Regions from separate parts of the Homo sapiens genome. Here region 2 is linked to region 1. Evidence: chromatin loops called from intact Hi-C (ENCODE). Cell type or tissue: mammary epithelial cell. All regions are shown on one strand.

The links. A loop is a pair of places that touch in the nucleus more often than their neighbours do. Peaks named below come from ENCODE experiments on the same cell type or tissue, not always from the same donor. Only the 100,000 strongest peaks of a DNase experiment are listed, where the experiment ranks them.
Region 2: it touches region 1 in a loop (16-fold over the local background); 5 of 110 quality-filtered maps call a loop at or near these places.

The regions. Positions count from the first base shown.
Region 1 is chr16:71,608,189-71,613,188 of GRCh38, forward strand. LOC105371334 (a long non-coding RNA gene) reads right to left here. Exons shown (of 3, transcript XR_933717.2): 2 at 3,586-3,721. Among named protein-coding and RNA genes, the nearest start is that of MARVELD3, 15 kb to the right of the region's middle. In mammary epithelial cell, a CTCF peak has its summit at 3,020 (motif pointing left); no DNase peak of the experiment used is centred here; H3K4me3 peaks cover 195 bases.
Region 2 is chr16:71,959,603-71,964,602 of GRCh38, forward strand. It overlaps PKD1L3 (polycystin 1 like 3, transient receptor potential channel interacting), which reads right to left. Exons shown (of 30, transcript NM_181536.2): 16 at 3,603-3,749. Among named protein-coding and RNA genes, the nearest start is that of PKD1L3, 38 kb to the right of the region's middle. In mammary epithelial cell, a CTCF peak has its summit at 2,009 (motif pointing left); a DNase peak (open chromatin) is centred at 2,009.

The DNA of each region.
Region 1 (5,000 bases):
CTCTGATTAAAAGCCATCTCTGGTGGCTCCATACAGCCTGTACTCTCAAACCTAACCCCAACATGAACACATGTATTTATAAATTATATCTATGAACTGCTGTATTAACATACCATTTACATTATAAATCAGATACAGAAAAAGAGATTCCCAAAAAGACAATATTTCCAGATTAAATAGAGGTCTAGGATTTTTTCCCTTCACCACATTGAGAGGTTGTGTGCACCTGCTTGGAGACCACAGACCCAGAGAGAATACACGATCAGTGACTCATTGCCTGAGAACAATGAGTCACTGATGGTCAAATAAATATTCAATGAACTACAGATGCTCAAAATACTCGGTGAATGTCAGGTTCTCAATGAATGTCAGCTGCTACTGGTAGCTGTAAAATTTTTATTACAGAGAAGCTGAGTAAGTTCAAGATTGAAACGTGTCATTTGTGTTTGGAAGATGTCAATGATCTTAGACAGATCATTTTCAGGTTGCCAGGAAGGAGTCAGACTGTGTCTTGGGTGAGAAGAGTAGGAGAAATGACTAACTGCATATGCCTGGCTTTGCAGGCTTCTTATAATCTGACCCCTGCCTCCCTCTTCTGCCTTTTTTCCCTTTACTTCTTCCCTTGTGGTTCAAACGTAAGGATTACAGGGCCGGGAGTGGTGGCTCATGCCTGTAATCCCAGTTCTTTGGGAGGCTGAGGCAGGTGGATCACTTGAGGTCAGGAGTTCGAGACCAGCCTGGCCAACATGGTGAAACCCCATCTCTACTAAAAATACAAAAATTAGCTGGGTGTGGTGACACATGCCTGTAATCTCAGCTACTCAGGGGGCTGAGGCAGGAGAATTGCTTGAACCCGGGAGGCAGAGGTTGCAGTGAGCTGAGATCCTGCCACTGCACTCCAGCCTGGACCATGGAGCAAGACTCCATCTCAAAAAAAAAAAAAAAAAAAGGAAGGATTACAGTCCTACTCATTCCTAAAAACTCTCCTTAAGCACTCTCTCTCCTGGAAGTCACTAAAGGAAACGAAAAACTTTTGCCCCAAAATATACTTCTTTGACACATTTCAAGCTGGCTATTCAGAAGAACTGGAAATACAAGAATAGCTGAAAAGCCGTCTTTTGTGGGAGAGATTTTTATCTATAGAGAAAATCTGCCTTGATGCAGCCAGGCTTTCTCTGAAGCCCTCCTTTGTCCAAATCTAGGGAAGGTTAAGTAAGTGTCTAATACCTTTAAAGGTTTGAAAGGGGTTAGCTGTGTGGGAGGCCAAGGCTGGCAGATCACTTGAGCCCATGAGTTCGAGACCACCCTGGGCAACATAGTGAGACCCCCCCCCCGCCATCTCTACAAAAAATAAAAATAAAAAATAAAGGTTTGAAAGAAACATTCATATCTATTCTCTCTGAGAGTGGTTACCTGTGAAACTTTAGCTACATAACAAGACTACCTTCGCTAGCCAGGCCTGCTCCTTTCCCTCTCCCATAGTCTGTTGTGCCAGAGTCCAACCCCTATTCTTCCTGTAACCTCAAGATGGTATAAAAGCATCCAACCCAGCCTGGGCGCGCCAACCCAGCCCGGGCGCAGTGGCTCACGCCTGTAATCCCAGCACTTTGGGAGGCCAAGGCGAGTGGATCATTTGAGGTCAGGAGTTTGAGATCAGCCTGGCCAACATCGTGAAACCTCTTCTCTACTAAAAATACAAAAATTAGTCAGGTTTGGTGGCACACACCTGTAATCCCAGCTACTTGGAGGCTGAGGCAGGAGAATTGCTTGAACCTGGGAGGCGAAGGTTGCAGTGAGCCAAGATCACACTATTGTACTCCAGGCTGGGCGGCAGCGAGACTCTGTCTCCAAAAAAAAAAAAAAAAAGGCATACAACCCTCTTCCCTTTCTTTGAGATCTTATATTTTGTAAGACTCTCCGACACATTAATAAATTTCTATTTCTCCTATTAATCTGCCTTTTGTCAGTTAATTTTCAGCAACCCTTCAGAGGGCGAAGGGAATGCTCTCCCTTCACTCCTTCGTTGCTTTTGGTTCCTTTTTTTTTTTTTTTTTGAGAGTCTTGCTCTGTTGCCCAGGCTGGAGTGCAGTGGGGTGATCTCTGCCCACTGCAACCTCCACCTCCTGGATTCAAGTGATTCTCCTACCTCAGCCTCCCGAGTAGCTGGGACCACAGGCGCACACCACCACACCCAGCTAATTTTTGTATTTTTAATAGAGACAAGGTTTCTCCATGTTGGCCAGGCTGGTCTCGAACTCCTGACCTCAGATGATCTGCCTGCCTCAGCCTCCCAAAGACTTTTGGTTACTTCTGCCTCCATACCCTGCCCACATCTCATGCTCATCTTTTTCTTCCCAGTGTCACAAAGAATTTACTTAGCTGCCTCTCTCATGAGGCTGTGAGCTCTCAGCCAGCACGGCTATCTTATTTCTCTTCCTTGCATCACAGTGGCATCCACAGTGCCTGATAAGCGGTAGCAATGCAATAACAATAGCTAATACAGGCCAGGCGCGGGGGCTCACACCTGTCATCCCAGGACTTTGGAGGCTGAGGCAGGAGGATGGCTTGAACCCAGGAGTTCAAGACCAGCCTGGGCAATATAGTAAGACCCCTGTCTCTAAAAAAAATTTTAAATAAAATAAAAGAATAGCTAATACATGTGTAGTTTAAATATATGTTAGGCACTGCTCCAGTGTGTTATGCATATTACTTATTTAAGCCTATGAAGTAGGTACAATTATCCCCATTTTGCAAGCGAGAGGGTTGCATTTTGGGCAGAGGGAGGGTGAGTGATTTCCCAAGCTCAGTCTCACCTGTGTATTAGGCGAAGTTCAGGAAATAGTGAACCTATTTAGTGAACCTAAATAGTGAACTCCAGGCGTTGTTTCACAGCTGGATGAGAGAACTCTGGTCACCCAGGCTGAGTCGGGGGAGGGGATTCTCGAAACTGAGGAAGACGGCATCCTATGGGCTCCCGCGCCTCCCAGCCTGAGCCTGTGCTGCCCCCTGCTGGCCAGCTCTGGGCCCCCTGCAGGCTCCCTTTCCCACCTAGAGCGCCTGCGTAGGAACTAACCCAGCCAGAAGTCCCCTCTGCCACCAGAGCTTGAGTCTAGGGTCTGACAGCAAGCACAGGATGTGCTGAGTGGGGAAGAGAATCAAAAGATCTCGCGGGGAATGTGCAAGGATTTCCCCCTTGATCCACATACCTAAGGACTGCCTCCCTCATAAGTGAAGGCTGAAAGAAACCATTCAAAGAAACCAAATGGGAAAAGTCAGCTCTGTCCCCAAATGCCATTGCCTGTACCCAAAATCAATAGAAATGTTTATTTGTTTAAAGAAAAACTTAGGTAAATATTTGGATTATTCTTACATTAGATTCTCCTTTAGGATGGAATATTGAGTGCTAAATTAACACACCGGTTCTTAATTAGGGTGCCTGATGGAGCTATTCGAAAACACAGATGCCCGGGCTCTGTTCCCAGCCTGCTGAATCAGAATCACCGGGAGGCGCTACTTCTTCTCCGGACTAGCCTCAAACCCAGATTTTCCCAAACCCCAAAGCTCCCAGACCGTTTAATATCTCACCTTTCCAGCTGGAGGAAAACCAATGCCTTTCCACTTGAACTTCAGTGAAAAACTTCATTGTCTAGAGAATACTCCTCCAGGGTATCTGACTCTAGTCTTTCATTGACTTTGAGCTATTTTACAAAATAGCTAATTGCTGGCAATGCAAAAAAAAAATTATTGTTTATAAACATGCAAATTATGTTCTGTCTAGTAGAAAGTCAATTGATTTTGCTTACCCTCTGTAAAAAAAAAAATCCGTTTGCCTCCATTTGCACATTTATTTCATTATTCCTGGTCTACAAATGGGTCTATTTTTTGAACCTATTGTAATATCTGCTTGATTTCTTCAATGATCATTGAGTTAAAGAAAATCTTGAACATGTTCATTTTATATCTATGTGAGAGTTTCTTTCTTTTTTTCTTTTTTTTTTTTTTTTTTGAGATGGGAGTCTCGCTCTCTCTCCCAGGCTGCGGTGCAGTGGCCCGATCTCGGCTCACTGCAACCTCCGCCTCCCGGGTTCAAGTGATTCTCCTACCTCAGCCTCCTGAGTAGCTGGGATTACAGGCGCACGCCACCAAACCCGGCTAATTTTTGTATTTTTAGTAGAGACAGGGTTTCACAACGTTGGCCAGGCTGGTCTCGAACTCCTGACCTCAAGCAATCTGCCTGTCTCGGCCTCTCAAAGTGCTGGGATTACAGGCTTGAGCCACCACATCCGGGCGAGAGTTTCTTTTTTGGAAAATTATTTTTAATATACCAGTGACAAGTACTTTCCTATTCTCTACTCTTTGGTCATCTGCCACTTACACTCTTTGCTTTGGTTAAAGTTTACTCGGGGGATTTTCTCAGAAAATAACTCCCTTTTTGTAACTTTCCACTGTATGCATAATGTCTGTCCGAAGATTCCTGGAAGAACAGCAGAATAACCAAAAGGTGTTATATTTTTAATTAAGGCAAAAGAGAGGTCAGAAGATTGGTTCCTAAACTTCTCTTCCACAAATAAAATAAACTCATCAGATGTTCACTAGGCTTTAACTCTCAACTACCTTACTTACTCCGTCCTTACTTGTGTGGTTGATTAATTTATCAAAAATTACACATATTAGAGACAGAGTCTCACTCTGTTGCTCAGGCTGGAGTGCAGTGGCATGATCTCGGCTCACTGCAACCTCCACCTACCTGGTTCAAGAGATTCTCCTGCCCCAGCCTCCCAAGTAGGTGGGATTACAGGCATGCACCACCACACCCAGTGGATTGTTTTACTTTTACTGTACCTAATGATGTTATAAGTTGCAACAGAAAATAAAAGATCCCTGTCATCTCCTTGAGTACATAGAATTAATTTGTAAGAACTAATGTTTCCAAGCATGGTGGTTCACTCCTATAATCTCAGCAGTTTGGGAGGCTGAAGCAGGAGTAACGCTTGAGCCCA
Region 2 (5,000 bases), 350 kb after region 1:
TACTCAAGAACGGTTAAAGCATTGCTAATTCTTTGTCATGTTCAGGCAGAAGAAACGTTATTCTTAGAAAATTAATATGGAGAAAAAGTGTGTTAAAAATTAAAAGTAACCAATAAAAAGAATTAGAAGAGGAAGAAGAGGAACAGAAGCAGGAAGTGGAAAAACAAGAGGAGAAAGAGGAAAAAATACAATGTATAGTTTCTAAACCAGCAAAGATTAAAAATACAAGAAGTGGTCAGGCATGGTGGCTCACACCTGTAATCCTAGCACTTTGGGAGACCAAGACATGCAGATCACTTGAACCCAGGAGTTCAAGAACTAGCTTGGGCAACATGGTGAGACCCTGTTTCTACAAAAATAGTTTTAAAATTAGCCAGGCATGGTGGCACACACCTGTAGTCCCAGCTACTCAGGAAGCTGAGGTGGGAGGATCACCTGAGGCTGGCGAGGTTGAGGCTACAGTGAGCTGTGATCCATGTCACAGCACTCCAGCTGGGGTGACAGAGCAAGACCCCATCTGAAAGAAACAACCAACCAACCAACAAACCAAGAGGCAGAGAACCTTAAAAAAAAAAAACCAAAAAAAACTACAAAACCTGTCAATTTGACAATGTGGAAAGTAGATAAAGGAAAGAGAATGGATTATAACAAATAATGCAAAATAATATGGTAAATTAAGTCCAAATGGATTGGTAATCATGGTTAATGTAAACATATTAAACTCATGTATTAAAAGAGATTATTAGATCTGGTTTTTTAAACATCCAGTTATATGTTGCTTGCAAGACATAACTCTAAGCAAAACCATAAAAAGGGCTGAAAGTAAAAAGATAAGAACAAACAATAGAAATAATATCAGTATGTCAACTTTCTTTAGTTAATATAAAATGGAATTTAAGATACAAAGTGTCAACAGGATCAAAGGGAGACCTATATAATAAAAAAAAAAGTATCCAGAAGAAATAACATACACTTAAATGCTCCTAATAAACATCCAATAGACATATAAAATATGTCTATACGGTAAAAACTTACATAACTGAAGGAGAATTAAACTCACAGTCTTTCCTCTATTGGAAACACAGAGATTAAACAGATAAAAAATCACATTTCTGCAACAAAAATGAGTATGTTTGAATAAATATGTCTATATATGTTTTAAAAATACTAGAACTTTGGATGCAATGGTATATGCCTGTAATCCTAGCTACTCGGGAAGCTGAGGTGGGAGGACTGCTTGAGCCTAGGTGTTTGGGACCAGCTTGGCAAACACAGTGAGACCCTATCTCAAAAATCAAAACAAAACAAACCTAGAACTGTATCAGGTCTAGGGAGGGGAAATAGTATTCGCTACCCCTTAAGTTTTGGTGAAGGAGAGAAAATTTCTACCAGTTTATTCCTATACACAAGCAACACACAATTTAAAACATATATTTTTGGTTTGTTTTTTAGAGACAGGATCTCATTTTTTTTTTCCCACTTCTTGCTGAGAGTCCATGATTTTTAGTTTCAAGACTTATTTGTTTTCTCTGTTTTGTTTTGAGATGGAGTCTTCACTCCTTCGCACAGGCTGGAGTGCAGTGGCGTGATCTCAGCTCACTGCAGCCTTGACCTCCCGGGTTCAACTTCCCTGCCTCAGCCTCCCCAGTAGCTGGGACTACAGGCGTGCACCACTGCGCATGGCTAACTTTTGTATTTTTGGTAGAGAAGGGGTTTTACCATGTTGGCCAGGCTGGTCTCGAACTCCTGACTTCAGGTGATCTGCCCACCTCAGCCTCCCAAAATGTTGGGATTACAGGAGTGAGACACCGTACCTTGGCCCTTCTCCTTGAATCTGATTTTCAAAGTTAGGACATAAAAGGCTAAAGCCCCTACTTAGTTCTGTTGAACTGCCCATTCTGGAGGGAGACAGCCACCCCTGTGAAAAATGCCACTCTCTTGAGGTTGCCACGCAGAAGCCATACATAGGTGCTTTGTTGACAGCCACAGATGAGCTCTCAGTTGACAGCCAGCGCCCCCTGCTGACCTTGTGAGCGAATCATTTTTGGAAATCTAACACAGAGGAGCTTACAGATGAGTAACAGACCCAGCCAGGATGAAAGATCCCAAGGGAAAACTCCCCAGCCATGGCCTCACTGAATTTCTGACCCACAAAACCAGGAGAAAAGTAACATGGTTGTTTTAATCCACTCAGTTTTGGGAGTAATTTCTTATATGCCGCAATTGTAATTGGAGCAGATCTTAACAAAGAAATACACATTTCTTGTTTGTTCTGGGAGTCAAGTACCAGAAGAAACAGTTCCATGTTTTTTTGCCTTTAGGCATTTTAATGTAAGGACGTGGTGTTTGGTTGATAGAGCCACTGAGGCTGGAGCACAGTGGCTGTATCTCGGCTCACTGCAACTTCCGCTTCCTGGGTTCAAGCCACTCTTCTGATTCAGCCTTCCAAGTAGCTGGGACTACAGTCTCATGCTACCAAGTCTGGCTAATTTTTGTACTTTGGTAGAGATGGGGTTTTGCTATGTTGGCCAGGCTGGTCTCAAACTCCTGGCCTCAAGTGATTTGTCCACCTCGGCCTCCCAAAGTGCTGGGATTACAGGTGTGAGCCACCATGCCCGGCTAGGACATGGTGTGTGGGCCTCTTGCAATCATCTTGTTCCCATGAGGAAAAAGCCGAGAGCCGTAATATTGAACCAGAAAGCTGAAGGTAAGAAGGAGGTCAGATAGCAGAGGTATATTCTCCTAGGAATATTCTCATCTTTAGCATTCAGGAGACATAGAAAGATACATGGATACCTAGAAAGATACAGAAGTTGATACGTATATTATACCGTTCTCCTGGTCTGTGAATTCACCAGTACATTGCTTTAATTATTTTGGTTTACTAACATCTTTGCATTTTTTGAGATGGAGTTTCGCTCCGTTGCCCAGGCTGGAGTGCAGTGGCAATCTTGGCTCACTGCAACCTCTGCCTCCCAGGTTCAAGCAGTTCTCCTACCTTAGCCTCCCGAGTAGCTGGGATCACAGGTGTGCACCACCACGCCTGGCTAATTTTTGTATTTTTAGTAGGTCTTGCTATGTTGGCTAGGCTGGTCTTGAACTCCTGACCTCAAGTGATCTGCCTGCCTCAGCCTCCCAAAGTGCAGGGATTGCAAACATGAGTCACGGTGCCTGGCCAGTTTACTAGTGTCTTTGAAAGTCAGTTGAAGGCTACAGCCCTCTAATACTTTCCTTTATTTTTATATTTTGTTCTCATAAATATTTGTATCATCGAAGTAGTGGTATCCTTTTTATATTCCATTGATCTGAGTGATTCTTTTATTCCTAGATATCTTAGTAAATTTATAAATGATTCTCTAGGTAAACAGTTTCAGAAAATAAGGGCAATATTTATAATTTTTATACTTCGAATCTCTTTTTGTCTTCCTTCTGATTTTTAAGGTAATGGTTACACCAGTTACAACCACAACAGTAATGCTTATGTATGTTTGAAATAATACATTAATAAAATGTTAATTTGCATTAAAAACAATTCAATCGTGAACAATTCAATTAATAGTGAACATCAATATTCACTGTTAATAGTAATTTTCCAACAGTACCTAAAGGAAAAGAGCTCTCTCTTTGAAACTGGGATGAAGACCCGGTCAAGCTCACAGTCTCCGAGGTCCACAGCCAGCCAGCAATTGCACAGGAAATGCCACTTCCTCTTAACTGCCATGTCACAGACAATTACCTGGCTGACATACCTATAGTAAAATGAAGATAACCACATTAGGGAGATGGGCTTGAATCAGTTGTCTGTAGTAAGACGTAATCTCAGACCATTAGTAAACTGTCCAAGTAAATGAACTGTTTCATTGCAAGGCAAGAACTAAGGAAAGGAAAGAAAGTTGAGGCCAGACATGGTGATGCACACCTACAATCCCAGCACTGCGTGAGGCTGAGGCAGGTGGATTGCTTGAGCTCAGGCATTTGAGCACAGCTTGGGCAACGTCGCAAAATCCCAACTCTACAAAATATATAAAAATTAGCTGGGCGTGGTGGTGTGCACCTGTAGTCCTGAGCTACTTGAAAGGCTGAGGTGGAAGGATTGTTTGAGCCCGGGAGGTCAAGGCTGCAGTGAGTTGAAATTGCACCACTGCATTCTAGCTTGGGTGACAGAATGAGACTCTGTCAAAAAAAACAAAAAGAAAAGAGAGTAGATCTTATCTTTCCCTTCCCAACTTCTAAGGGAGTTCATGTACCAGACACCAGACTGCAAACCTTTCTCACCTATGAATAGATAAGTATGTATCTACACATTTTATAACCTTTCTCTGTCCCATATGTGACAGTGGCTTGCCACCTTTTCAAATATCCCATCTGCCTTTCATCATCAGGGGGCATAAATGGGTTGTAGTCTTTATCATTTACATTAATGACTTCTCACTCTACTTAGTCTCATCTCCGCTTCACAGGCCTCATCTCCACTTCACAGAGCCATAGGCCCTGAGAGCTCATCCTTTTCCCAACCAGTGTTTTATCACTAATTTCTCTGCTAACTTCAGCCGTTCACACCCCTGTCCTCTGGGACACCTGATTATTCAACCTGTTTGATTTCACCTCACAACTATTCGGCAAACCTCCTCCTTTACTGTAATGATGCTATTTTCCCCAAGGGTCTGTGTTTGTCATGAAACCACTTAAATTTCTCTCGTCAAAATCTTTTTTTTTTTTTTTTTTTTTTTTTTTTTTTTTTTTTTTTTTTTTTTGAGACAGAGTTTCACTCTCTTGCACAGGCTGGAGTGCAGTGGTGTGATCTTGGCTCACTGCAACCTCCACCTCCCAGGTTCAAGCAATTCTCCTGCCTCAGCCTCCCAAGTAGCTGGGACTACAGGAAGGAGCCACCACGCCCGGCTAGTTTTTGTATTTTTAGTAGAGATGGGGTTTCACTGTGTTATAGCCAGGATGGTCTCGATCTCCTGACCTCGTGATCTGCCCGCCCTGGCCTCCCAAAG